Regions from separate parts of the Homo sapiens genome. Here all the other regions are linked to region 2. Evidence: chromatin contacts called from ENCODE Hi-C or POLR2A ChIA-PET data. All regions are on one chromosome and are shown on one strand. The core of a region is the stretch at or near the end of the contact, and the rest is flanking DNA. Distances in the headings are between cores, read along the strand shown. Region 1 holds the start of CENPU (centromere protein U). Region 2 holds the start of AGA (aspartylglucosaminidase). Region 3 holds the start of ING2-DT (ING2 divergent transcript). Region 4 holds the start of FLJ38576 (a long non-coding RNA gene). Region 5 holds the start of TRAPPC11 (trafficking protein particle complex subunit 11). Region 6 holds the start of MFAP3L (microfibril associated protein 3 like).

The links. A loop is a pair of places that touch in the nucleus more often than their neighbours do. ChIA-PET counts read pairs that join two places held with the same protein, here RNA polymerase II (POLR2A). Pooled maps may share reads with other maps.
Region 1: a loop to region 2 is called in a map of CD4-positive, alpha-beta memory T cell, with 27 times the contacts of the local background. The contact joins the promoter of CENPU here to the promoter of AGA in region 2. A Hi-C loop is called at or near these places in 1 of 168 maps with a recorded cell type or tissue (CD4-positive, alpha-beta memory T cell), 1 of 37 single-sample maps with no recorded cell type and 6 of 50 pooled maps.
Region 3: a loop to region 2 is called in a map of CD8-positive, alpha-beta T cell, with 30 times the contacts of the local background. The contact joins the promoter of ING2-DT here to the promoter of AGA in region 2. A Hi-C loop is called at or near these places in 4 of 168 maps with a recorded cell type or tissue (CD8-positive, alpha-beta T cell, OCI-LY7 and naive thymus-derived CD4-positive, alpha-beta T cell), 7 of 37 single-sample maps with no recorded cell type and 14 of 50 pooled maps. POLR2A ChIA-PET finds 5 or more read pairs at or near these places in 3 of 52 experiments (T-cell, activated B cell and activated CD4-positive, alpha-beta memory T cell).
Region 4: a map of naive thymus-derived CD4-positive, alpha-beta T cell shows a loop between it and region 2 (21-fold over the local background). The contact joins the promoter of FLJ38576 here to the promoter of AGA in region 2. A Hi-C loop is called at or near these places in 2 of 168 maps with a recorded cell type or tissue (both naive thymus-derived CD4-positive, alpha-beta T cell), 4 of 37 single-sample maps with no recorded cell type and 13 of 50 pooled maps.
Region 5: a map of CD8-positive, alpha-beta T cell shows a loop between it and region 2 (7-fold over the local background). The contact joins the promoter of TRAPPC11 here to the promoter of AGA in region 2. A Hi-C loop is called at or near these places in 2 of 168 maps with a recorded cell type or tissue (CD8-positive, alpha-beta T cell and naive thymus-derived CD4-positive, alpha-beta T cell), 2 of 37 single-sample maps with no recorded cell type and 7 of 50 pooled maps.
Region 6: a loop to region 2 is called in a map of naive thymus-derived CD4-positive, alpha-beta T cell, with 29 times the contacts of the local background. The contact joins the promoter of MFAP3L here to the promoter of AGA in region 2. A Hi-C loop is called at or near these places in 2 of 168 maps with a recorded cell type or tissue (CD4-positive, alpha-beta memory T cell and naive thymus-derived CD4-positive, alpha-beta T cell) and 8 of 50 pooled maps.

The regions. Positions count from the first base shown.
Region 1 is chr4:184,731,348-184,735,345 of GRCh38, forward strand. It overlaps CENPU (centromere protein U), which reads right to left and starts at 2,749. Exons shown (of 13, transcript NM_024629.4): 1 at 2,669-2,749. The coding sequence starts at 2,715. RefSeq lists enhancers at 2,189-3,055, 2,206-2,325 and a silencer at 2,696-2,755.
Region 2 is chr4:177,441,187-177,444,953 of GRCh38, forward strand. AGA (aspartylglucosaminidase) reads right to left here and starts at 1,251. Exons shown (of 9, transcript NM_000027.4): 1 at 1,063-1,251. The coding sequence starts at 1,189. It also overlaps a transcript of AGA-DT not described here. RefSeq lists enhancers at 297-376, 1,203-1,746, 1,837-1,916.
Region 3 is chr4:183,501,636-183,505,879 of GRCh38, forward strand. It overlaps ING2-DT (ING2 divergent transcript), which reads right to left and starts at 2,880. Exons shown (of 3, transcript NR_033995.2): 1 at 2,541-2,880. ING2 (inhibitor of growth family member 2) reads left to right here and starts at 3,423. Exons shown (of 2, transcript NM_001564.4): 1 at 3,423-3,732. The coding sequence starts at 3,561. RefSeq lists silencers at 2,505-3,544, 3,765-4,244.
Region 4 is chr4:186,189,788-186,194,208 of GRCh38, forward strand. FLJ38576 (a long non-coding RNA gene) reads right to left here and starts at 1,703. Exons shown (of 1, transcript NR_046264.1): 1 at 1-1,703. CYP4V2 (cytochrome P450 family 4 subfamily V member 2) reads left to right here and starts at 1,780. Exons shown (of 11, transcript NM_207352.4): 1 at 1,780-2,250. The coding sequence starts at 2,037. RefSeq lists a silencer at 1,577-2,106.
Region 5 is chr4:183,656,685-183,660,873 of GRCh38, forward strand. TRAPPC11 (trafficking protein particle complex subunit 11) reads left to right here and starts at 2,609. Exons shown (of 30, transcript NM_021942.6): 1 at 2,609-2,763. RWDD4 (RWD domain containing 4) reads right to left here and starts at 2,501. Exons shown (of 8, transcript NM_152682.4): 1 at 2,245-2,501. The coding sequence starts at 2,268. RefSeq lists enhancers at 1,708-2,496, 2,411-2,540, 2,497-3,284 and silencers at 2,016-2,236, 2,051-2,260, 2,631-2,920.
Region 6 is chr4:170,023,974-170,028,267 of GRCh38, forward strand. MFAP3L (microfibril associated protein 3 like) reads right to left here and starts at 2,422. Exons shown (of 3, transcript NM_021647.8): 1 at 2,261-2,422. RefSeq lists silencers at 2,230-2,319, 2,400-2,799, 3,258-3,327 and enhancers at 2,799-3,518, 3,508-3,647.

The sequences.
Region 1 (3,998 bases), core at 1,499-3,998, 7.3 Mb after region 2:
TGAATCCCATGTTACAGATGTGTGCTTGCCCACAGCAACACGGAGCCAGGAGGGAGACAAGCCTGCATTAAAATTTACATCAGTTCAAATCCAGGGCCTGCCCTCGACCTCCCTTGACACTCTCTCAGTTGGACCACAGCTTCAAATGATAAAGTTGTATATATATCTTCAACAAGCTTCAAGAAAACAAATGTAACAATGGTGACAAGAATAAAAACGGGAAATAACAGTGGCAGGATTATATATCATTATTACTAATAATAGTGCCAGCAGTCAGTGAATATGTACAGACTATCCTCCACCAACCAGGCATCGTACAAGGGTACGGGGGGGATACTCCAGGAGAATACAGTACATAATTAGACTTTAAAATATGCCATGCAGATTGCAGCCATATTTTTCTCATTTGTAGACAGCAAAATCAGCTTAGTCTAAACCAATGTTTTAGTATCCTTTTATCTGATATAATTTCAAGCTCACAGAAAAGTTGCAAACATAGCACAAGGACCTTCTGTATGCCCTTTACTCATGTGCTCTGTGTGTGTGTGTGTGTGTGTGTGTGTCTGGAGATACTGTGCACTTCCACCCCTAAATACTACAATATGTCTTTCCTAAGAGGGCATTATACTGCATATTCATGGTACAATTTCTAAAATCAAGAAATTTAACACTGATACCATAATCTAATCTACAGTCCATACCCAAATCACATCAATTGTCCTATAATGTCTTTTAAGATTGCCAGGCCAGCATTTTTAAAAAAACAAACAATAAAAAAGGAAAATATAAAATGAAGCATTGCACTGGATATACTATGTTCACAAGCCTTTTGTTTTATGTGTGGATGTGTGCACACGTGTACTAAGTGTGATGTAAAACATCATTACTGTGAATCACAGTTAAAAAAAAAAAGTTAGAAAACTGTTCAGAGCGGTGGTTCCCAGACTTGAGTGTCATCAAAATTCTCAAGAGGGCTTGTTGAACAGGTTGCTTGGCACCACCCCAGGAGTGTCTGATTCAGTCCCTCTGGGGTGAGGTCTGGGATTCTGCATTTCTAACAAGTTCACGATTTATTTATTTAATTCATGAAACCTAAGGAAGCAGGTAAGACAAGTATTGGTTTTATGGCAATTTTATAGATGATGATTCCGGGATTCAGAAAATTTAAGTGACTTATCAAGGGTCACATAGCCAGGTAACAGAAACCCAGCTACACACTAGACCACATAAACTTCTTAACCTAAACTCTTTGAGCTGTCTTGTCCTTTCTTGGGGGGGAAAAAAAGTCAAGGTTCCTCCTTGCCTTACGCTGGAGTCAAGGTGGGGCTTCTGAGAGACAGAAACCTCTGTGACAACCCACAGGTAAAATTTCTGGGCCAGGCGCGGTGGCTCATGCCTGTAATCTCAGCGCTTTGGGAACCCCAGGAGGGCGGATCACGAGGTGAGGAAATCAAGACCATCCTGGCCAACATGGTGAAACCCCGTCTTTACTAAAAATACAAAAATTAGCTGGACGTGGGGGCGAGCGCCTGTAATCCCAGCTCCTCTGGAGTCTGAGGCAGGAAAATCGCTTGAACCTGGGAGGCGGAGATTGCGCCACTGCACTCCAGCCTGGGCCACAGAGTGAGACTCCGTCTCAAAAAAAAAAAAAAAAAAAAATTCTGTTGTATGTGCGTAAGTGTGTTTTGGGAGGAGGCATGAACAGATTTCATGAGTCTCAAACCCAAAAATGTTAAAAGATAAAAATAAAAAAAGACAACAAAAACCACTAGCCTTTCAGATAAACTCTTTTCAGCTGACATTGAAGGCTGACATTCTCTTCTAATCCTTTTTTGCACTGGGGGAGTCTTCATTCTCCTCCACTGGCCACAGAAGTCTGGTCTCGGTTTCCCCACCCACCTGCGGTGTCCTGCTCCAGCTTTTCCACCCTAACCCCGCATCTACCAGCACCTCCTCCTCCAGGCAGCCTTCCCAGGCCCGGGGGAACTCCTGTTCTCTTCAGATCGTCTTGGCGTATGGCTTTGTGCACCGTCTGCAGCAAGCCGAGACCCTTCCCGCCAGATCCAGGCCGGGCCTTGGATGGCCATTCGCCAACGAATCAGCGACCAGCATTCTAGAGCGCGTTTTGCAACCGACCAAACGCTCGCTTTCTTTGGTAAACAAAAACCGCTCGAGCCATCCTGGAGAACCGCAAGCGGCAGCTCGGTCCCCCAGCCGGATTTATGCTCCAGTTTACGGTCTGTGGTTTGCAGTAAGAAAACACCAGGGTCTTCAAAATAAGAAAACTGATTCCCAGTCAGAGAATAAAACTCCACTAACAAAGTCTGGCAAACCGCAGGCAATACGTATTTGCTGAATATTTTGCTTTCAAGCTAGCACTTTGAGACTCACTACTTTGGACGGCACTCCCCCTCCCCACAAAACGACACGACACTGGCTGACGTCTCTCCCACCCGCCAGGCAGTGTTAGGCCCCGACAGGCCCGTGCAGGTGGGATCACTGTTATCCCCACTAGACTGAGGAGGAAGCCGGGGACCCGGGCGATTGGCCACTCGGGCGACCTCCACAGTGGAGCACCAACAGCGCCGGGAGGCGCAAACCACGGCAGGCGAGGAAGCAGTTCAAGCTGGTCTCCGGCCCCGCGCTCCCGAGGGTCGGCAGTACTTACCCCTCAGACCTGTGAGGCCGCGGCCGCCGCCGCCCCCGCGGGGCCATGGTGCCGCTCTCCGCTCTCGAGCGACTGGAAGCTCCCGCCAAGCCCCTCGCCGCTCCGAACAGCCAATCCGGGCCGAGCACGCGCGCGTGCGCAGGACTTCCTGAGCGGCCCCCGGGCTCCTCCCTGGCCTGGAGCGTGAGGGAAAACTGGGTCTGGTTATTACAGCGCAACGGAGCTGGAGTCCATGCCGCACAACCAGTTACCTACGGTCCAAAACATGCCAAAGTTTTCCGGGCTTTCGCGCCCACCCGCATCGCCAGTTTTCCGGCGCCAGAAAGCCCGGGAGCCACGTGGGACGGCCCCTTGTGGGGTGGGGAAAGGGGAGGAGCTAGTGTCCCTGAGTCGTGGGCAGGTAAGAGGGTGGGTGGAGACCCGTGTTCGCAGCTGTTGTCGCTGAGGCCGCAGTCGTCTTTCCAGGCCTACAGGATTTGGCTTCCAGCCCCTGCTGCCTTTATCAGCTGTCTGAGCTTAGCATGTTACTTTACCGCTATCCCAATACCTTCATTTGTAAATGGACAGGGTTCCTTTTGTTCTTTTATTTTGTTTGTGTTTAAAAATGTGTAATGCAGAAGAATGTAATTGAACCCTTACCTTACACCGCGTATAAAAATTAACGCAAAATGAATCAAAGACCTAACTATAAAGGCTAAAATTAAAACTCTTAGAAGAAAACAGAGCAAAAACTTCATAACATTGGACTTGGTATGATTTCTTGGATATGATACCAAAAGCAGTTTGGGATGATGAAAACGTTCTGGAAATAGTGGTGGATGGATGCACAAGGTGAAGGTACTTAATGCCACAATACTGTAAAGTTAAAAACGGTTAAAATGCTAAATTTTGTTATGTATATTTTACTACGACAAAAATATTACGTTTCATGCATATGAAAGAATATAACGTGTAATGTAAAGATAAAAACAAACATCCGTGTAACCAGCACTACATGGGGATATGGATCATTTTTATATATAACTCTTGGGTACCCCTCTGAATGGTATCCTCCTCCTCCAAAGAATAACCACTCTTCTGATTTTATGTGTATCATTCCTGTGGTTTTCTACCTTGATATAGCCCCAAATAATGTATTGATTATTGTATGTTTCTAAACTTTATATGATATTTGGTAGGTATGCTGCAAGTGCCCTTTCTTACTAAAGCTATTGCTTTTATTTTTTATTTATTTTATTTTTCCATAAATTATTGGGGTGCAGGTGCTATTTGGTTACATGAGTAAGTTCTTTTTTTTTTTTTTTTTTTTTTTTTGAGTTGGAGTTTTGCT
Region 2 (3,767 bases), core at 1-2,500:
TTTACGCAAGTTCCCTCTTTCAATACAGGCAACTTAAACACAGAACTGTCCCCCGCCCAGGCTGATGCAATTTCTTTTCGTCTCATTATGGCTGGGAATATCTTTCTCACAGCCTGCTTCTTCATTTTCTCTGAATCGTATGCACTGCCACCAAATTCTGGAGCCAATTCTGCCCTAGAAAGTTAATACGTTAGCAACCTCAGATGGAGGAGGAGGGGTCTGAAAATGACTCTTCTGGTCATTAAGCAAATGAAAGAAACAAGCATAGTACAATGCGAAAATGCCAAGATAATGGTACGTAAAGGCTATTAACAAGGTGTAGAAGGCAGGAACCTAACTCATTCTGGACACGAGGGCAGTTAAGTCAGGGAACGCTTCCTGGAAGAGGTGATACCTTAGCTTAGTGGTTCTCAACCCTGTCTGCAAATCGAAATCACCTAGGGAGCTTTTTAAAGAAAAACAGTGGCCCTGATTCCAGCAGTTAGATCACAGTCACAGGAGGTGGGCCCCGGCAGGATGATTTTTGAGAAGCTCCCCAGATAGTGTGAATGTACAGCAAAGGTTGGAACCTTGAATTCTAAGTGGCAGGTAAAGTATGACAACACGTGGCAAAAAAAGTAAATGGGAAAAGAGTAGGCTATGGCTGGGACACTATTAGTCGTCTACAAAATTGCAAAGAAGTGAAGGATTAGAAACGAGAGGTGGAGACGTACACAGCCCGTGAAAAGACTGTCAGGCAGAAAAGCGTAGCTGCTACTTGATTAAAGCACAAAGGCCATAACTATGGTCAGCAGCAGGGTGGAAAATACATTGCGCTGGGGGCTGCATGAAGGGAGGACCTAAAATGCAACAGCGGTAGGTGGGGAGGATGCAGTAAAGGCCACTTGCAAGAGACTGAGCGGCGCTGGAGACTCGGGAAGACCTAGAGGGCGGGACCGCGAGGCCCGGCCCAGCCCGGCGCTCTTCCGTCCGCCCTGCCGGGTGACTGCAGCGGGGCGGGCTAGTCATCCCCACCCGCAAGCTCTCGCGGCGCAGCCGCCCGCCCAGGCCGCCAACCCGCACCTGCTTCGGTTGCATTCTTAAAGGGCCAAGTGTTGACGACCAGGGGCAGAGGGCTGGAGCAGCGCACTAGGGCCTGGCAGAGCAGAAACGGCACGAGAAGCACAGGCAAGTTCGACTTCCGCGCCATCCCTGACCACCGAAGAGACCAGCGCGAGAAAAGTCCCGGCAGCCAGCGATCGCCGAACAATTAATCCCCAGTGCCCCGCCCGCCTGGCGCCCACGCCCGCTCTCTCGGGGGTTCGCTCAGGCGTCCCTCAACTCTCGCGAGACGAGGCGTCCCTGGGCCCGCGGGAGAGTTGTGTCACGGGGCACTGAGCTGTTCCCTGCGCTAAGGTGCTTCTTCCTAAGTGCTGTTCAGATTTTTAAAATAGCCAGACAAGTTGCTGCTTTTCCTGTGGTTAAAATAGATTTAGCTTGATATTGGGAATTTAATACAAAATTATTCAACTCTGGGTTGCAGGGCCCCAGGAACTTTAGCCGATTGCTGTGTACTATGGATTTGGTTCTTTTACTGTCTTTTTAATTTAAAGTTGAAGTTGAAAAGTTTGTCAAACTCAGTATATTCTTGGGGATCCCAGGCCTCGGAGGTCTGCAATAGTTATGAGTGTAGGTGAAGCGTGTTTGCTTAGGACCGGATTGATTTTAGATTTTTTTTCCATTCATAGCGTCCGTCATTTTCGCACCACAGCTTTTTGTAGCACTTCCTCTCATTATAAATCCCTGAGCTGGAAGAAAAACAGAAACGGCCTATGTACCCTCTACCTAGCACACTGAAGTGCAGCTTCCTGCACCTCCAGGGCAAGACGGCTACCTCCATTCCTTTTTAAATGTATTTTTACCTTCCTGCCTGGCACTATTAAGTGCTAAATAAATGAATAAGAGGAGGAATGGGGATTTTACGTGCTTGGTGGAGGCTGCTCAGTTTTGTTGCTGGGCAGACGTGCGAACATGAACTAATAATCCCTTTGGGTGTCTGGAATGCCTGCCCAGGTTGCCAAGGCAAGACACATAATCACATAATTTTTAAAAGCATCTATAAATCTATACAAACTTTAAAAATATGAACTAGGCTGGGCACGATGGCTCACGCCTGTAATCCCAACACTTTGGGATGCTGAGGTGGGTGGATCACGAGGTCAGGAGTTCGAGACCAGCCTGGCCAACATAGTGAAACCCGTCTCTACTAAAAATACAAAAATTAGCCGGGCGTGGTGGTGCATGCCTGTAGTCCCAACTACTTGGGAGGCTGAGGCAGAATTGCTTGAAGCCGGGAGGTGGAGATTGTGGTGAGCCGAGATCGCACCACTTCACTCCAGCCTGGACAACAGAGTGAGATTCTGTCTCAAAAATAAATAAATAAATAAATGTAAAAATATAAACTAGGTAGGAGTTGTGAGACTTACAAAACCTTCAAGGCTCTTATTGATTGCTAGGAAATTAAATACATAATTTAAAGAACATAAGATAGCCCAGAAGTATCATTATCCCGTTGGGGAAGTGTTAATTAAAAGATATAATAAAGACAAATTTTCTAAGTTCCTTTCATGGGGTTTGGAAGAGGAACAAGTCATCTGTGCTGGAGTAATCATAACCCAATGGCAGGTGAAACTGGAAACTTGGGTGAAACAGGGTAAGAAAGCCAGAAAAACATACATTGTCCTCTGAGTAAATTTTCCTTAGCTCCTGGGCTGAGTATTTTTATGCAGCCTTAAGGAATTAGGACATGCCTTTAGCAAAAATTGTAAAATACAATACATGGAAAATTGGTCTTAGTACCCCACTGATCTCTCTAGCCTCTTCCTGTTTTTTAAGGTATTTGTGTTTCTTCTGGTGGAAAGAGCCTGATCTGTTACCTCCTACTATGTCTATTTCTCCAAATTCTTTCTTCTTAAATAAAAATTCCTGTCAGAGAAACAGCTAAATTACACTATAGTGGGAATGGCTGATAGAAGGTCTCAATATATCAACTTTTCCATGGATATTTGTATGTATGTATGTATGTATGTATTTATTTTTTGAGATGGAGTCTTGCTCTATCGCCCAGGCTGGAGTTCACTGGTGTAATCTCAGCTCACTGCAACCTCCACCTCCTGCATTCAAGCGATTCTCTTGCCCCAGCCTCCTGAGTAGCTGGGATTGCTACTGCCTACTACCATGCCCGGCTAATTTTTGTATTTTAAGTAGAGACAGGTTTTGCCATTTTGGCCAGGTTGGTCTTGAACTCCTGACACAGGTGATCCACCCACCGCCCCCACCCCCCCGACCTCCCAAAATGCTGGGATTACAGGTGTGAGCCACCGTGCCCAGCCGGATATTTGTATTTAAATAACTAATATGCAATCCCTATAGAATCTACCCGATTCAGTGTCTTCTTAGTGGCTACTAAAATACCTACTGGATCCACTGTCCAGTTTGCCTAAATTGTAGCTGTTTCTTAAGTTAAATTCGTCTGGATATTTGGTTCCTTCTGGAGTAGTTTTCCTTTGACTAACACTTGAAGAATAATTTTCATTTTAGTTCTAGAAGTAACCTTCTGTTACTCTCACTTAGGTGCTCTTTTGGGCCTAAATATAATTAGATCCTTCGCCGTTGTTTTGAGGTAAATCTAAACGAAAAGGAACACCTGTTAACAGGTAGTGATGCCGCAGGAAAGTGCTGGGAAGGGAATGCTGGGAAGGGAAGGGCGTGGTCCCTTTAAATGATAA
Region 3 (4,244 bases), core at 1,630-4,129, 6.1 Mb after region 2:
AGACAATAGGAAAATTTGAATTGTGTAGTTATTAAATGATAGTAAGAAAATTTGGGGAGGCAGAATACATGGTATTACGGATATGCTTAAAAAACTGTTATCTTGGCCAGGCATGGTGGCTCACGTCTGTAATCCCAGCACTTTGGCAGGCCAAGGCGGGCGGATCTCTGGAGGTCAGGAGTTCCACACCAGCTTTAACCAACATGGTGAAACCCCCTCTCTACTAAAAATACAAAAATTAGCTGGGCATGGTGACACATACCTGTAATCTCAGCTACTTGGGAGGCTGAAGCAGGAGAATCGCTTGAACCTGGGAGGCGGAGGTTGCAAAGAGCCAAGATCGCCCCATTGCACTCCAGCCTGGGCGACAAAAGCAAGTCTCAGTCTCAAAAACAAACAAACAAAAAACAACTATTATATTTTACCTATTCATATTATTCATATTTAAAGTATTTACAGATAAAATGATAAAAATCCAGCAAGAGTGAGGGAATGTGAAGGGCTATAGATTAAATAATCTTAGCCATATGTTGCTAAATGTTGAAGCTGGGTAGACGGTATATAAGGATTTATTGTAGTATTACTTTTGCCTTTGAAAATTTCCATAAAAGTTTAAAAATATTAAAAAGTAGAAAAAAGAAAAGGATTTCATTTATTTGATCTGACTCAAACAGAAGCTGAATTTTCTCAGCAGGCATCTTTAGGAATCTTTCACCATTACTTGCCAGTTTGTTTTCAACCAGTTTGAAGTTGTTGCTCTCCCCAAGAGACAGGTACGGAGGCGTACACATTTCCTGCCAGGGACCTCTTAAAGTCAGACTTAGAAATTCAAGGTAATCCCAGACTAATTTGGGGAGATCAGTTACTTATCTTTTTTTTAGGGTTGCTTTATGGTAGATAATACACTGTAGAGCAAATAAAATGCCTTTTTGCTTTATTCACAGGATTAAATACCATAAATTAATTTCTAGTTGCTGAGAACGGGAGATTTTAAATTTTGCATTTAGAAGACAAGAAATTCAATCTGAAGAGGCCCCATATTTCCAGTTAAGTGACCACTCAGAAGGGAAGGACAGCGCTCAATAACCAAGGTCAAGAGTTGGGTTTAGGGTTTGTGGCGATTTTTTTTGGGGGTGGCAAGAATAAGCCGTAGATTAATCTCTTAAAATAAATATAGCAAGAAAAGCATGCCTAAAATAATTCATACATATACATATATTATCATATTACAGTGTTTTACAGTTTTAGATCAGTACCAGCTAAAATATTCTTTGGATTGTTTTTGCTTTTTTACCAGCCTGTTCAACAGAATTATAAAAGGTGACAATAATGCTATAAATGTCTCCTATCCCATGCTCATCCCTCCTCTCATCTTGCTCTGTTTCTGGAGTACTCTAGGTATTCTGCATCTTTGCCTTTTTCCCCTTCTAGTTTCTAAACACATTTCTTATCTACTTGCAGATCACTTATCAGACTGAATAAAATCCATAGGTACATTCGGTGTCTGACCTGTAACAAGGCACCCCACATTATTTTGCGCCTTTGATAAAGACCAGCTTATTCAAACTTGTGAGAAAACAAAAATAGCAGGGTTCAAGTAAAAACCAGTAAAATTCAGTTCTTCACAGTGGCGGTTTTTTGACAAGACCCGGCCGAAAGATTTCACGAACAGTAAAATCCCAGAATGTTCTCAGAAATACTATCCACTGTACTGTCTGGGTTGCTTAATACTGGCCCAAACCTCAGTGTCCTAGGATAATAACCCAAGACAATTTCCCAGTCCTTTGAAATAGTTGACGTCCCAAGATGTCAAATTGCCTGGAGTGCTTTATTTTGGTTTGAAATTTAAAATTTCCTCTAGATAAAGATCTAGATTTCTCTTTGCAAGTCAAAGGCTAGTTACTATTAACAGCTGTTTCAAAAGTGCTCTAAATAGGTCACCATTCAGGTGTACCAACGCTGCAAACTGGATCTAAGAAGATCCAAATTTGTCACCACTCACTCACATTTTAACTCAAAGGTAGTACTCACAATTGGCCTTGTTTACATAGGCATTCCATTAAAATTATCCATGCATTCATTCTATTTGCACCCATTTCTTTCAAAAATGTCCATCTGTAATTAAAATCAGCTCCTCTGCCTGACATCTCATTTACACTACACCGAAATTAAACCCCACTAGGAGATCACGTAGATTATGGGGCCGAGGGCCCGCCCGCTGACTAGGTTTTCACTCGCGTCTCCTCCATGCCCCAGGTCCCCTCCGATTGCAGTCCTGGGGCAGGACTGAGCAAAAAGTCCCGTAAAGCTGGCGTGTGCCCCACTCCGCCAGGAAGCCTCACCGACGTCCTGTGCTTAAATGTTCTGACACCCCCCAAAAGCAGTTGTTTTTAAAGGCTGTCTGTGGGACCAATGCGTTGTCAAACAGATGCCGTCCCGCATCCCCTCCCCCTAAATGACACAGAAGATTCCAGCGTAGGGGAAGGGCCACGAAACCCGCAGGGCACACGACGCCGGGGGCCGGAGGGAGCACCGCCTACCTCCCTGATCAAGCCCCGCGGTGCCGGGCGAGCCCGAGGGCCCGGCAGGAGGCGGGCGGCAGCCCCAGGCGAGCTCGGAGGCGGCGGGAACGCAGCCGCCGCGCATGCCGGGAGCCGCACGCCGCCCGCCGGGGCGCGCAGTCCCGCAGGCCTCGCTCCAGGTCGTCCGAAAAGGAACCGCCTGCTGCTCCTTTGCAGGCTCGCGAGGAGCCGCACTCGGACCGCCTGATGGGGAAAAAGCCGGTGTGGCCGGGCGGAGCGAGCCGAGCGGAGCTGGAGCTGCCCCTCCCAGCGGGGAGGACGGCACGAAGGACCGAGCCGCCTCCCCTCCCGGGTCCCATTCAGACGCGAGGCGCAGAGACTGGCTCCCCGGGCTTCCCCTTTAAGGGGGGCGGGGCGCGGCCTGCCGTTTGGCCGCCCCCCACACCCTCCCCCGCTAGCCCAGAGCCGGCAGACCAATCGCCCGGGCGGCGGAGCGAAGGCGGGAGAATGCGAACCCTCCGGTAGGCGGTAGGGGCGGGCCCCGGCCTTATTCGCAGGGAGCGCTGCGCAGGCGCAGAGGCGGCCGCGGGCGGAGGGGCGGGGGCAGGCTAGCGGGAGGCTCTCCGTGAGGCACGGAGGGTGACTGGGGACAGGCGGGCGGCGACGGGCTTGTCATGGGGATCCGGGCTGCGAGACGGCACTCGTAGCATCTGGGGACTCCGAGGGGGACAGGAAGTGTCAGCGCCCGGGACCCCGGCGCCGGCCCCGCCGAGGGGATCCCCACTGCTCCGGTCCTGGAGCGGGAGGGGAGAAAGGAGGGAGCCCCGGTTTCGCCCCGCCCCTGGGCTGGTGCTGCGGGGGCGGGGAGTGAGGGCTGCTCTGGGGGGAGTGGAGATCGGGGAGCGCGGCCGTGCCCTCTCGAGCGGCTGCGGGGTCCCCGCGGCGCCGGGCTGCTGAGCTGAGGGCCCGCGGCGGCCGCGGCCGGTGCATGTGCGGCTGCTGGATGCGGAGGCGGCGGCGACGGCGCGGATCGGCAGGATGTTAGGGCAGCAGCAGCAGCAACTGTACTCGTCGGCCGCGCTCCTGACCGGGGAGCGGAGCCGGCTGCTCACCTGCTACGTGCAGGACTACCTTGAGTGCGTGGAGTCGCTGCCCCACGACATGCAGAGGAACGTGTCTGTGCTGCGAGAGCTGGACAACAAATATCAAGGTAGGAGCCGCGGGGCTGCCGGCCTCGGGAGCCGGTGGCGGGGAGCCTGTCCGGGGGAGTGCCACCTTCCCTTTCTCCCGTGACAGTCTCCCCGAGCGCACCGAGGGTCTGCCGAGCGGGACTGGGAGGACTGGAGACCGGGTTGGCGGCCCTCCGTGGCCCCGCGGTGGGCGAGTACTTCTCTGGGGTCCCCAGAGTGGGGGTGGGGGCCGCTTGTCAGCCCCCGCTGCAGACCCAGCGGCTGCAGCTGCCGCTGAGGGGAATCAGCCATTTTAAGCAGCAAGCATTTGTTCAGGCGCTGGCCCGCCCCGTGCCGCAGACCCTGCGGCCCCGGCCCGGGACTGCAGCCGGGCAAGGGTCGGAGGGAGTGAGCGGCCGGGCTCCCGCTGGTCTGCGGGGCGCGCTTCCCCACCTCACTCGCCCCCACCCCGGAGTGCGGGTGCTTTGGAACGTGCGGGGGGAGGGGGCGAGAGGCCGCGGAGGCGGACTGAGGGGGCCTTCCTCCGCGCTCC
Region 4 (4,421 bases), core at 453-2,952, 8.7 Mb after region 2:
TGGCAGTGCAGGTCTCTTTAAGCTGGCTCCATACCCACCCACCTCATCCTGCACCTGTCACTGCGTGGGACCCTGTGCTCCAGGCAGGGGCACCTCACTGCCCCCTGAGCTCATTTTACCCCTCCTGGCTCTGCAGCATTTCTGACCATTTCTGCCCAGGCCGAGACTCACTGCTGCCCAGAGCAATCTCCCTTCTCTCCTTCTGGAGGGGAGGGGTTGTATGTTACCCGCCTGGTTTTATCCACAGAGGTTAGCAGAGACTGATACAGACAAACCCTTTTTCTTTCTAATTTTAGATTCAAGAGCACATGTGCAGGTTTGTTAAATTTGCCTGACGCTGAGGTTTGAGTTTCTATTGATCCCCTCACCTGAATAGGGAACACAGTACCCAATACACAGTTTTTCAACCATTACTCCCCTTCCTTCCTCCCCCTATTTTAGAATCCCCAGTATGTAGACAAATTGTTTACTTTTATAGCTGTAATTAACCTTATTATAGCTCAGCCTCAACCCTTTAGAGAGGAGGAAACTAAAGCCCATGAGACTTGCTTAAAGATACTAAGTGAACATATTTATTTTTTAAAGTGTTAAAGTGATTAAACAATGTAGACGTGAATGAAATAAAAAGCGTAAGTTCCCCATCTTCATTCCCACTCCATAGAGCTGATCAGTATTTTTACTTGCAGACATTAGTGGAGCCGTAGAGAAAGAAACCTTTTCTCCAAAAGAAGGCATTACTTTACACACTCCGTTCTGCAACTTGTTTTGTTCACTTGCTATTTCACGTCAGCCCATGCAGATGACTTAAAACAAATTCAAATGGAGAAAAGCCTTAGGCATGTTTTTCTCTGCACTAAAGAGGCCCTGCAGGTGGCTGTGGCCAACTTATGCAGTGGCTTCGAGTGAACGAACGTAATTAGTAATTAAGCAAAGCGGGCATCCAGGACATTCAGTTTCATCTTCCTGGCACTTTAGTGTTTAGGAAGGGCCTGGCCTCTCGGGGAGCGACACTCCTCGCCCGGCCACTTTGTAAGAAGCATCGAGCGTGGAAAAGGGGCTGGGGTCAGCACTGGGGCCCTCTGCCGGGAAGAGAGACTGGCGGCCAGCACACGCGTCTCCCCAGGCTGAAATGGGGCACCCTCTCGCGGCCCTTCCCTCCCTTCCCGGGCTGGGTGGCAGGTCTTGGCTCTTCTGCGAGTACCCCGCGGCTGCGGTCTCCCGGCACCCGCTGAGCAGCCTCGCCCGCCTTCCTCTCCCACCCGCCCCTGCGTGCTCTCCGGGGCTCCGGCTTCCTCGGTCTGGTGCCTGGTGCGTATTTTGGAAAATACCTGGCTCATAACCACCTCATTGAGCTCCCAGTGTCCCAGTGGGCCAGCGGACACACACGGGTAGCTGACTTCCCTAACGTGTCCCCAAAGCCTCCCTGGATTACAGCGCCCGCTGCTCCATGTGACCCCGCGGGAGCCAGGACGCGCCCCGCCTCCCGGGGCTGCAAGTTGCGCAGGGAGCGAGCGATGCGCAGCAGAGCTGGGCTCCGAGCCGGATGCGCCTTCCTTTCCTCTCCAGAGCAGGCTGCCCGCCCGCGGAATCCCGCACGTAGAGCAACCTCGCAGCACCCTCAGAACAGCCCCGCTGGGGCGCGCCGGGCTGCCGCGGTGACCTTTCCGACGCCCCTGACCCCGCATCCGGAGGCGGCCGGAAGTGTCGCCGGCCTCCTCCCGGCGCAGCCTCCGGGCCTCCAGTGCAATCACTACGCCCTGGGGCCCGGAAACCGTTTTCCGGTCTTTCGCTTTCGGCTGGGGCGTGGAGGCCGCGGTGCTGCGTAGGCCGGGCCGGGCGCAGGAACAGCCCCGTGGCGCCCTCTCTGGCCGCCGCCCGGGCGGGAAACGTCGTTCCGGGGACCGGGCGACCCCGCAGCGGGGAGCGCGCCAGGTCCGCGCGGGGAAGTGGGCGGTGTGCGGCCGGCACCGCCTCGCACCACGCCCCCGCGGGCCCGCACTTTCCCGGAGTGCACCCCGCGGCCGCCAGCCGGGGCGATGGCGGGGCTCTGGCTGGGGCTCGTGTGGCAGAAGCTGCTGCTGTGGGGCGCGGCGAGTGCCCTTTCCCTGGCCGGCGCCAGTCTGGTCCTGAGCCTGCTGCAGAGGGTGGCGAGCTACGCGCGGAAATGGCAGCAGATGCGGCCCATCCCCACGGTGGCCCGCGCCTACCCACTGGTGGGCCACGCGCTGCTGATGAAGCCGGACGGGCGAGGTAAGGGCCGGCGCTCCTCCTGGAGCGCAACGGGGTCCGCAGCCCCGTTCCCACCCTCCGATCAGCCAGGAACCCGCTGCTTGTGGCGCTGGCCGCAGGAGAGAGGAGCCTGTCACCCTGTGGAGAATGCACTCCCAGTTCTAGTCGTTGCCCCTTGGCACCCGCCGACACTGCTAGTGCCCCATCCCAAAGTGAGCATTTTCTTTGTGTGTAGCACAGGATGCGGTATTTCCAAACCCCTGCCCTCGGTCTTTTCCCACCTCACCGCTGCTCAGCTCTCAAAGCCCTGCCGTTTCCTCCTGCCTTGGCTTGGGAAGCCTTAGGAACAGAAGCTCCCTGGGAGCACAGAGCGGTTTTAAACTGGCCAACACCTTAACGCCCAGAGCCGCCCTCCTCTCGCTGCCACTTTGGAAAATAAGAGACTAGAGATTCACTGGACGCTTCCTCCCGGCATCACAAGACTTGACTGCTGCTTCAGTTCCCGCTTGACCTTCATACTTTAGCCCTTTAAAGGATGTTACATAATAACAATTAAGAGACGGCAGGGCCTTCAGGCAGACTTCTTTGGAGGGTGTCAAACGCCTTGTTTATTAAAGAGTGAATTTTTTAATTAAAATCATGTTTTAAAACAGAGATGGACATTTTATTGATGGAAAAAAATCACGTTAAGTTAGAAAGCTCTCAAAAGTACCTGGTATTTACAACTCCCTGTCAGGGAGGGCGAACTCGATCTCAGAGTTTTATTTTCATCAGGGATTACGTTGAGGTACCCAGAAATGAGAAGATTTGCCCAAAATGGCATATTTTAAAATTGGCCCAGACCAGAACCCAGTTTCCTCTGGGATTATTTGTTAGTAATCGTTTTACAGGCTGAGCATTAACTAACTCCAAAGCTTGAAGGACTTTTTCTCATTTTCACTTGTTTTCTCTAATAAAAATAATGCTGTAATTTCAACTTCACAAGATGAGGCCTCATGGAAGAGTGTTTACCAAAATATTAAAAATACTTTGACAGAAAAAAATCAAGCGAACTCTTTGCCAACCAAATATCATCATGACTGATGTAACAAGTAATCCAACACAGATATGAAAATCACACTGGTAAAAATCATCTCAGTTAATTCTAAAAGCAGAGCTAACCACCCCTTTTGTCCTAAGGCTTTATGGTATTAAAAAATAAACTGTACAAAAATATAGATTTTCCCCTATCCCCTACCCCTGGAAAGTAATATACTGAAGTCTCATCATACTGTTTTGGGGATTCCAGTAATTAAAATCTCTAGTGAATAAAGACCTGTTTCAAAACAACCTGTGAGCTGACTGGACTATTTAAAGTAATTCTCCTTGTAGTCACTTTCAGAGTGAAGACAATGACGAATACTGTCTTTTACAAAGGGACTTTTTATTCCACCAACAAATTCTGGATTTTGGCATCAGGAAAACCACTGTTCAATTTCCAACACTATATCCAAGTTGTTTGAGAAATTATTTAAAACTCTTTAACTTAGAGGGTTTTCTTTCTCCTTTACTTGTTAAAGTGACTATATTACAGAGTCACTTTAAGGATTAAATTTATTGCATGCAAAGTTTCTAGATCACTGTCTAGAAGTCAGTTAGAGTAAGTTCTTTAGTTGTCAATCAAGCATTTAGTAAGGCCCTGCTTTGTGCCCAGTGTTGACCTCAACAAAGTTGGGGATATCAGAATATTCTAAGATACAGTCGTTGTTCCCAAGAATCTTGTCTTTCACATACAAGAGGTGTTGCGTTTCATTTTGCGGCTAATGTCCAAACGCTGGCCTCAGCCATTTCACCTTGAAGATTGCAGTTGGCTTCCAACTGGCCTCTAAACTCTAATCTAGCATTTTCCAGTCCATTGTGACAAAGTCTGCCTTCCCCAGCTACTCCCAGCTGTTGGACCTGCTGCCTTAGAACCACAGATTGAGACCTCCCTGTCCCCTCTGTCAGACCAGACCAGGGCAGGCAGTATATTTGCATGACGCAGGATGATTGACACTGGTGATTTCACCCAGCTCCCTTCATAGCAATTTTGACAACTGCTTCATCTGAGAGACATTTGGAAGCAGCATAGTTTATGGTGAAGTTCTGGAGTCTCGCTCGGTACAAGCCAGTTTCCACCATTTACTAGCTCTGTGATACTGGGCAGTCGTTAG
Region 5 (4,189 bases), core at 1,359-3,858, 6.2 Mb after region 2:
AACTAAAGATGGTGAAAGTGGGCTTGATCTACAGTCAAAATTTTAGAATAGAAATTATTGGCTGGGCGCGGTGGCTCACATCTGTAATCCCAGCACTTTGGGAGGCCGAGGCGGGCGGATCACCTGAGGTCAGGAGTTCGAGGTCAGCCTGGCCAACACGGTGAAACCCCATCTCTACTAAAGACACAAAAATTAGCCAGGTGTGGTGATGGGCGCCTGTAGTCCCAGCTACTCAGGAGGCTGAGGCAAGAGAATCGCTTGAACCCAGGAGGCGGAGGTTGCAGTGAGCCGAGATCGGGCCACTGCAATCCAGCCTGGGCTACAGAGCGAGGCTCCGTCTCAAAAATAGCAACAACAACAGCAAAAAGACATTGTTGAAGAAACAGTGTGTGAGGAACTGGGACATTAAGGAGTAGACCCTAAGACCTAGTAAGTATATGAAAAACAAGATATACCCTTCTTAGATAGGGAAACTTGATTGGCACAATGAAGAAAGGCATAAAACACCGACTATATAGATTTCAGCCAGGCTCCACAGGTTTCTCTTGCTACCTTTACAGAAAAAACAAAAAAAAACAAAATACAGAAATTCAAGCCGGATTCAAGAATAACTAAGATTAGATTGGAACAAAAACCTTACTCAAGATATAGTACTACTCCTTCTGTCCCTAATCCTTTCCCATATTTTAATTTATGACTTGGACAGGTACAAAAATAGGAGGCAAGTTTATTAAATTTGTGGATGACAATTTGTTGGGACAGTGAATAATGCTGATGGCTGAATAAGAATCCAAAAAGTCTTTGAAAAGCAAGCTAATGATGAAATTTAGCAGGGTAAGTAGAACTTGTATCAATACTCAGATACCTAAATGTAGAAGTTGAAGATGAAAGACAAATTGCTTTGTATAAAGCACTTAAAAGATTTCAGTTGACAGTAAATTTAACTAGACAAAACAGCAAGATGCCACAATTTTGAAACAGGACATTTAAAAAATTAAAATCTGTCCACAAACACGTGATTCCAGGATAGTGAAGAGATTAACAAAGAATGGATATATGAAGACAAGCTAAAAGGAACCACTTCCTCAGAGAAGGTCTGAGAAACTGGGCAGGAAACTATCTTCAAAGATCAGAACATCGGTCATCTGAAAGAAGAATGAAATTTTCTTGTTAAACTGGAGATTCCTGGGCCCACCACAGAAATTCTGATTCAGTAGGTCTGGGGTGGAGTGCACGCATCTGTTTTCTAGCAACCATCTAAATGGTTCTAAGGTAGGGGACTATGGTCCAACTCTGAGAAACATTACACTGTATGTTCTTTGCTTTGCAGGGAGAAGAAGCTATTAACGCATTCACTTAGAAATTCACCCGGCAAGAATATTTTAGAAGAGATTCAGATATCAACTAGCTAGCTTGTTGGACTTTGGGTCCTTTAAAGGTTAACTTCCAATCCAGAGATTCTATTACATTTATCATGTAAAAGTAGTAAGTTTCAAGCATTATACTTTAAATTAACAGTGAACTTATCTACCACCCAATAAGACCTGGTTTCTAGTCCCGATTCTACCACGTACTTACTGTGCAGCCCTGCGGCTATCATCGACCCACCTATCAAAGTTAGAAGGTTCCCCTACAGATGGCCCGTAGCACCCACCCCCCAACTCTAATATTATATGATTCAATGTCAAAATGGCATCTCACAAGGAAATATTTGAGCATAAACCATAAATTCAGGTGGTACATGAATGCTCAAAACAGACAGATGGGTAAAAGATTTCCCCAAACAATATGGACAGAAACTCAGATGCACCACCAGTGTCATTTTCTTCCATGAGAAATGTAACTAACTCAATTAGCCCTCTACTAGCCAAGAGATTTAAAGATGACCAGACTAAAATTTAAAGGTGATCAGCCTAACTCAGTAAACAGGCACTGAACACATGGGATTCAAGGAGAGCCAAGAGCACTGGATCGTGCACCAAGGACGCTCATCCCTGTTATTAAGTAACCAGGGGAGACTCCCGGATTTGCAAAAATGAAAAATGAGGGGGGAAGAGTGGCAGAGGCGGACTCCTGGCCATTCACGCGCGCTTGGGTGGGACGCCGGTGAACTCGGGGCACCCCGGCCGGCTCCGAGGGCACAGGGCACGTGCCGGGCAGGCTGTCCGGGCACCAGGTCTCACGGGGGCCCGGGGCTGCGCGCCGCGCCCGCGCTGGGAGAGGGCCCTGAGCCGGGGGGCTCACCTCCTGGTCCTCGTTGGCACTCATCGCGCCGGTCGCGGGGCGCCTCCTGAGCGGACGGCGTTCGCAACAACGAAGAGAAAGCGAAGGCAGCGGCCCAGAGGCCGGGCGTCCCCCTTTCGCGCCTCGGCTGTGGGGGCGGCACAGTCTTGGCACTGGCAGACGCCAACTGCGCGCGCCCCGAGCCTCGGCAGCGCCCAGCCGCCGGCAGTGGGCTGTGGGCTACGAGCCGGAGCCGCGGCTGGTGGGGCCTGGGAAGTGCAGCGTCTCCCTGACGCTTGGAGGAGCGGCGTAAAGTTCCGGGACAGCGATTGGTGTAGAGCGCGGTCACTCAGGCCCAGAAAGTGCTTCCTGTGCCGGGGGAGGTGGGTACAGGGAAGTCTCGCCTGTTGGAACTGGCTGTGGGGCTGCGGCGGTGGGGACGGGCCACGGCGTTCTGTGACATCCCCCCGCCTCCCCTCGTCTTCTCCCGGCTGGCGGCGACCGGCCTCAGCTGCAGCGGGCCCGGGGCGTGGGGCCTGGGTGAGTCCGGGCCCGGAGACCCGCGGGGCCAGGCGGGACCGCCGAGGAAGAGAGCTAGCTCTTAACAATGCTGGTTTGGGGGCCTGCGTTTTGCAATCCCATCGACGGGTGCAATCCTGGCACTTCTCTTTTAGACCCGAGGAAAGACGCACCCGTTTCTAGGGCCTCCCAGGTTTAAGACGGGGGAATAAGAGGAGGAAGATATCTGCCTTTAGGGACTGCAAGGTTATTTCTCTACCTTTCCTCACTGGAGCTACCAGAACAGATACTGGGACCATGGGGACGGTGTTTCTCCTACGTTGGATTGTTGCTTCTCATCTTTAACATCGAAACATCATTTCGTCCCCACACTGTCGTTCCTCTTTTGTTCGTTTTGTAGTTGAACATCTCTGAATCCCATTCTTAGCAGCCTTGTGTCCTAACACCCTGAACTTCCAGTTAGTTAAAAGAAAAAAAAAGTAACCACATTAGGTTTTGGGGTTTTTTTAGTTGCCAATTTGATTGGGTCACCTTTCTTATCTTTCACGCTAGTTTCCAGTTTACTTCCCTTGCATTACTTGATCTCCCATCCATTATTCACCTTCTATAGCTGCGCCTCCTTTCGTGTATAGTTTCGTTGGTTGCTCCATTGGATATCTGAAAATTTCTCCTTCCAGCCTGTCATTGAAATCCATTCGATCTGCGCCTGTGCGTTATCGGGGTTCTCATTCAAATTCCTTTGCTGCAGAATAAGCACGACCATTTCAGGTGACATAGGAGAATGTGGCAAGACTTTCTGATACAATTTTCGTGCAGCAATTTTGGGACACATTTCCCATAATTTAGATCTCTGCTGTCCAGTTCTGTAGCCAGTAGCTACATCAGGCATTTGAAATAGGCTAGTCTGAATTGAGATGTGCTGTGAGTGTGAAATACACACCAGATTTTGAAGACTCAGTACAAAAAAAGGTAAAATATGTCATTAATAACTTTTATATTATTGTCAGTATGATAATATTTTGGACATACTGTACTGCGTTAAATTGAATATTAAAATGAATTCCATCCACGTTTTACTTTTTAATATGACTGCTAGAAATTTTTAATTTATTTATGTGACTTGTATTTCTATTGGATGACAGTCATTTTTAGTTCCTCTTATTTCAACTCCATATTTAAAGACCACAGCTATGTCTTTTGGGCCTCTGGAGTTATTACAGGAAATGGCCTCTAGTCTAGACTCGTTCATATTAAGCAAAGGGGCCCGTATTGTATTTTGGTCACTTGTTTTTTGTTGTTGTTGTTGAGACGGAGTCTTGCTCTGTTGCCCAGGCTGGAGTGCAGTGGTGCGATCTCGGCTCACTGAAATCTCCGCCTCCCGGGTTCAAGCCATTCTCCTGCCTCAGCCTCCCGAGTAGCTGGGACTATAGGCACGCATCACCATGCC
Region 6 (4,294 bases), core at 1,172-3,671, 7.4 Mb before region 2:
CAACAACATCATACAGTCTAGAAATCTAAACACATGGAAATAAACCTAAAAATCACGTGCCTAGCAAGTGAGCTGCAAGAACCCAATAGTTAACTACAAAAGAGAAGAAATGATCACCTTTTTTTGTAACATGCCTACAAAGTCTATTTTTTTCTTCATGAGCAGTAATAAAACCCCTTTTCAACCTAACTCCTGTTGTTTTTTTGAGTTTTAGGTTAGGGAAATGTGGACTTTTTGAAGCCAAGGGCAGTATGTAAGTAAGTCTTTGATTAAATTTCATCGTGTCTCTTAACACTGAGAAAATACTTAGGATTTGTACTTAGGATTTGTGGATCGAGAAGGGGGCCTATTGATCTGTATTAAACCTCACATTCACAAAAAGTAAACTGAGGCCTTGCTGCTTCCTCCAGGTCAGGAAGAACCCAAGGCTAAGGGGAGACTCTAGCTACTTCTACTGGGGAATGTCACCTGAGGATATGAGACCTGCTGTTCAGGATAAGGTGTACATGCAGGCAGTACTTCATGAAAGATTTTAAACTTGATGCATTTTTATAGAAAAGAGAAGCACAATTATTCAATATTTGTGTTGGAGTTTTCAAACTTATTTTTCTATAAATGTATTTAGAAATAAATTTAGGATGAGTGAACATCACCAACCAGACTATTTGGCTAAAATGGGGGACTGCAGGTTCTAATTCATAAAAATGGTAATCATGTTGTTGCTACTGCTGTTGTCTGGATGTTTCAAGCCTTTCCTATTATTAAACCTCGGTTATGCAGCATCACAGGACAGAGCCAACTCTATACTGGGGGAAATCACCCCAGAGAGTATCCAGAATTAGAGCTGGAGCCATCTCAGGCTTGCAAGCAAGCACCAACCTTAAAGCCTACCCACAACTCAATGAAAAGTCAATGCATTTCTAAAGTCTATTAAGGTCTATAAAGAATGTAAACAATTGTTTTGTAATAAGCTTAATGAATAAAACAACTGAACCCACTAAGTGGTACTTATAGAAAAGAGGCTTGAGAATTTAGCTTTAGTTAGCAGAACTAGTTCCCACTAGAACAGGATTGTTTATCTTGCCCCTATTAGATACAATAATCCTAATAGTGTTAATGGTACTAAATGTTTTAGGAATAAACAACTGTAGAAACCACACTGGGACCTACAAATTGCACTTTCTGTGTAAGTAAAATGTCAGAAGAACTACACTGTTATAACTTACGGTCTCATGAAACGACATTTTTTTCCATCTTGTATTTCATCTTGAAGGATTTTACTATGTTCAGCATAGTAGCAACTGAAAAAAATGTGTTTCATCTAGAAACAAAAGTGAGAAAACTACAAAAAACACTGAGCTTCTGCAATGCTCGGTTTCCAAGTTTTTAACATTAAATCGAAGATAACGCAAAATAAAGATTGCCACAGTAACCAAACTTTTCTGCTAAGTATCCTTAAAAATAATGACAGTTCGATCGTATCTTAACTGTTTTCTACAATGTGAGCAGATAATACACCTACAAACCTTTTTTTGCTACCTTGCTTTATAAAGCTTGCAAGTTTTTTTTTCAGGGCTGGAGAAGACAGCTTAATGATCAAGCTTAAAATAAATCGGTTCTGCAATCACTCTGTATTTTAATCCGATGAAGCACGTTTCCCCATTCCACGCCATGAAGCAATTCGATGTCAACTTGTTATGGAGTCAAATGCGACAAACTCCGAGAGCTTCAGTAGCGAGGCGGCGGCTCGCAGCACCCACAGCCGCCCGCACTCCTGCGGCATCAGGACACGGCGCCCTCCCGACGCGGAACCCGCATTCACGTTCTCCGGAGCCCTGGCCAGCGCACGCTCCTCCCTGTCCGGGTAAACTGAGGCACAGCGATGAGAGAGATCCAGAGCCCAGCGAAAGCCCCCACGGCTGTTCGGCGTCCCCTTCCCCCACGACACCTAGGAGGCTCGCCGGCAGCTGGCAGTGGATTCCGCGCTCCTCGCCCTCGGAAGGTTACGGTTCGAGCCCAGGATGCGGCAGTCCCCAAACGGCCAGCCCCCGCCCCGCACGGATCTCGAAGCATCCTGCGACCCCCTGGAGCCCGCTGCCCGGACCCTGCGGCGTCTCGCAGCGCAGCCTCCGCCGCAGTCTCAGCCAGCCCAAACACCCGAAAGTTCGGCGGCCCCGGCGCCGACTCGGCCGCCGACCCGGTGCGGGGCTGGCTCCCACCCGTGCCCCTCCGCCCCGGCCCGCCGGGGGCCCCCGCTAACCTGACACCGCCGCGCCACTCAGGTGGCCGCCGTGCACCCCTCGCCATGGCCAGCCCGACAGCGGCCGCTGCGCCGCACTCTGCGCCGGACGCCCGGTAGCGCCTACTGCGGGCGAGCCGCCTCCGCCGGCGCCTCACAGCGTTGCGAGCTGCGCCGCCGGCTGCCGGGAGCGCGGAGCTTCCCACCTACAGGAGCCTGGGCCGGCCGGGGCCGAGCATGCCCAGTGCGGCTCGCCGGGCGGCGCGGAGGCGCGGGTGTAGCCGCCGGGTTTTCGCGGCAGCCGCGGGCGGGGGCAGCGGGGCGGGCGGTGCGGCGCGAGCCAGTCGGTGCTGCGGAGCGGCCCCGCGGAGGAGCCACCGGAGGCTGTAGTTGCCGGGGAGTCCCGCATTCAGTCCGCTCAGCCTCTGGGCCGGGCCTCGGCGGCCCCCAGAGCCCCACACCCGCAGGCCCAGGGCCTCCGCGGCAGCGCGGGACTCTCACTCCGCTCTCTCTCCCGCCCGGGGCTTCCACCGCAACTTCTGTGGGCGTCGCATCGCACGCGTGTTCAAGGACACCCAGGAAAAGGCTTCTTAGGGTCCCATCCTGGGGCGCTAAATGGGAACCAGTCAACCCACCCCCAAGCCTACCCTGTCTCCTTGCAATCAAATGCAATCACGAGCAAACCACCTTGCTTCCGAAAGCTTCTCAGGCCTTCCCGGGCGACTGCGCTGTAAGTCTTAAACGTCTCTTAAAGCAAAGTCCACAGATGGAAGAGTCTGGAAAAAAACCCAGCGGGCCGTTCCCTGGTGACTTTCTGAGTGGTGGGGTTCCAGGAATTTTTTTTTCATTTTCTTTAAAAATATTATTTGTAATTTCCACGTTTTTTCTAATGAACCATAAGTTGATTTTTTAATTAAAAAGTAGAGTACTCTAAAATTATTAAGTACCTACAGAAGTTTCGCTACACGATCCTGCAATGTTAGTGGCTTCTTCTCCTCCTTATCTCCCTTTTTTTTTTTTTTTTTTTAATTTTAAAAGAGAACAGAGACTCTCAATTTCTGGGGCGGGACCAGGCTCCTTCCCCCGGCTTTTTAGTGCCCGCCCTCTTGGCCACACCCCACTCCGGCCTTTTTACTCCCGTACCGCCCTCTTCCCGGTGGGTTGCTGCGAAAACCCGGAAAGGTGGACTTTCCACATTGACGCTCCCGGCGGCTCCGGCAGCCAGACTGGGCATGTTCCGCCGCCGGGTCAGGCATTGCTGTGCCAAGAGAGGAGCTTTAGCAACTCTCAGTCTCTCTGCTCCTCTCTGTTCCTGGCAAACTGGCAAAGTAGTGCCTCTGACCCCACGCCCCGAGGTCGGACCTGCAGAAGTGGGTCAGGACCCGACTGAGCATGCTCCGGGCAGTGCCAGGCTGCCGCACGCGGCTGCATCTGGTTGCCCAAGGTTGATGTAGCCGCGGTCTCTCGTCACGACATCGAAGCTCGGGAAACGGATGGAAGCAGGGCTCTAGAGAGGCACGATTGCATCGACACGTGGGCAGGTCGCCCATGCCAAGGGCCATGTTGGTGGGTGGGTGCGTGGGATCTGTCGTATGAGTGAGTCAAAGCCTGATTTTTTCCCCCAAAAAGATTGAAATGAGATATCATATTTTAACATTAGTTTTATGGCATCTTGAATAGCAACACATTTTAGCTCAAGGAATTTTTCAGCTGTCCTTTTGAGAAACGTAAATTTTCTTTGTTTTTAAGTATTTAATAAGCATTCTTTACAATTGCACCACAGCGCGAACTTTCCACCTGCTTTATTAATTATGACATTTGTGTCCCCACTATTAAAATATTCCGCAGTATTATATCCCGTTTTCTTCTCCAGCATTTCTGCATTCACTCTGACTCTATTTCCTCCCCTCCCCCATCTCTTTTAAATTCTCAGACAACCTGCAAAATGCACTCTTGCTATCTTAGAAACCACTTGAGGTCGGTGTGGGGAACTTGCTTTTAATTCTCATTTAGAGAAGACAGTACTGAAATGGAGAAAAGTCACAGGGAAAGTAC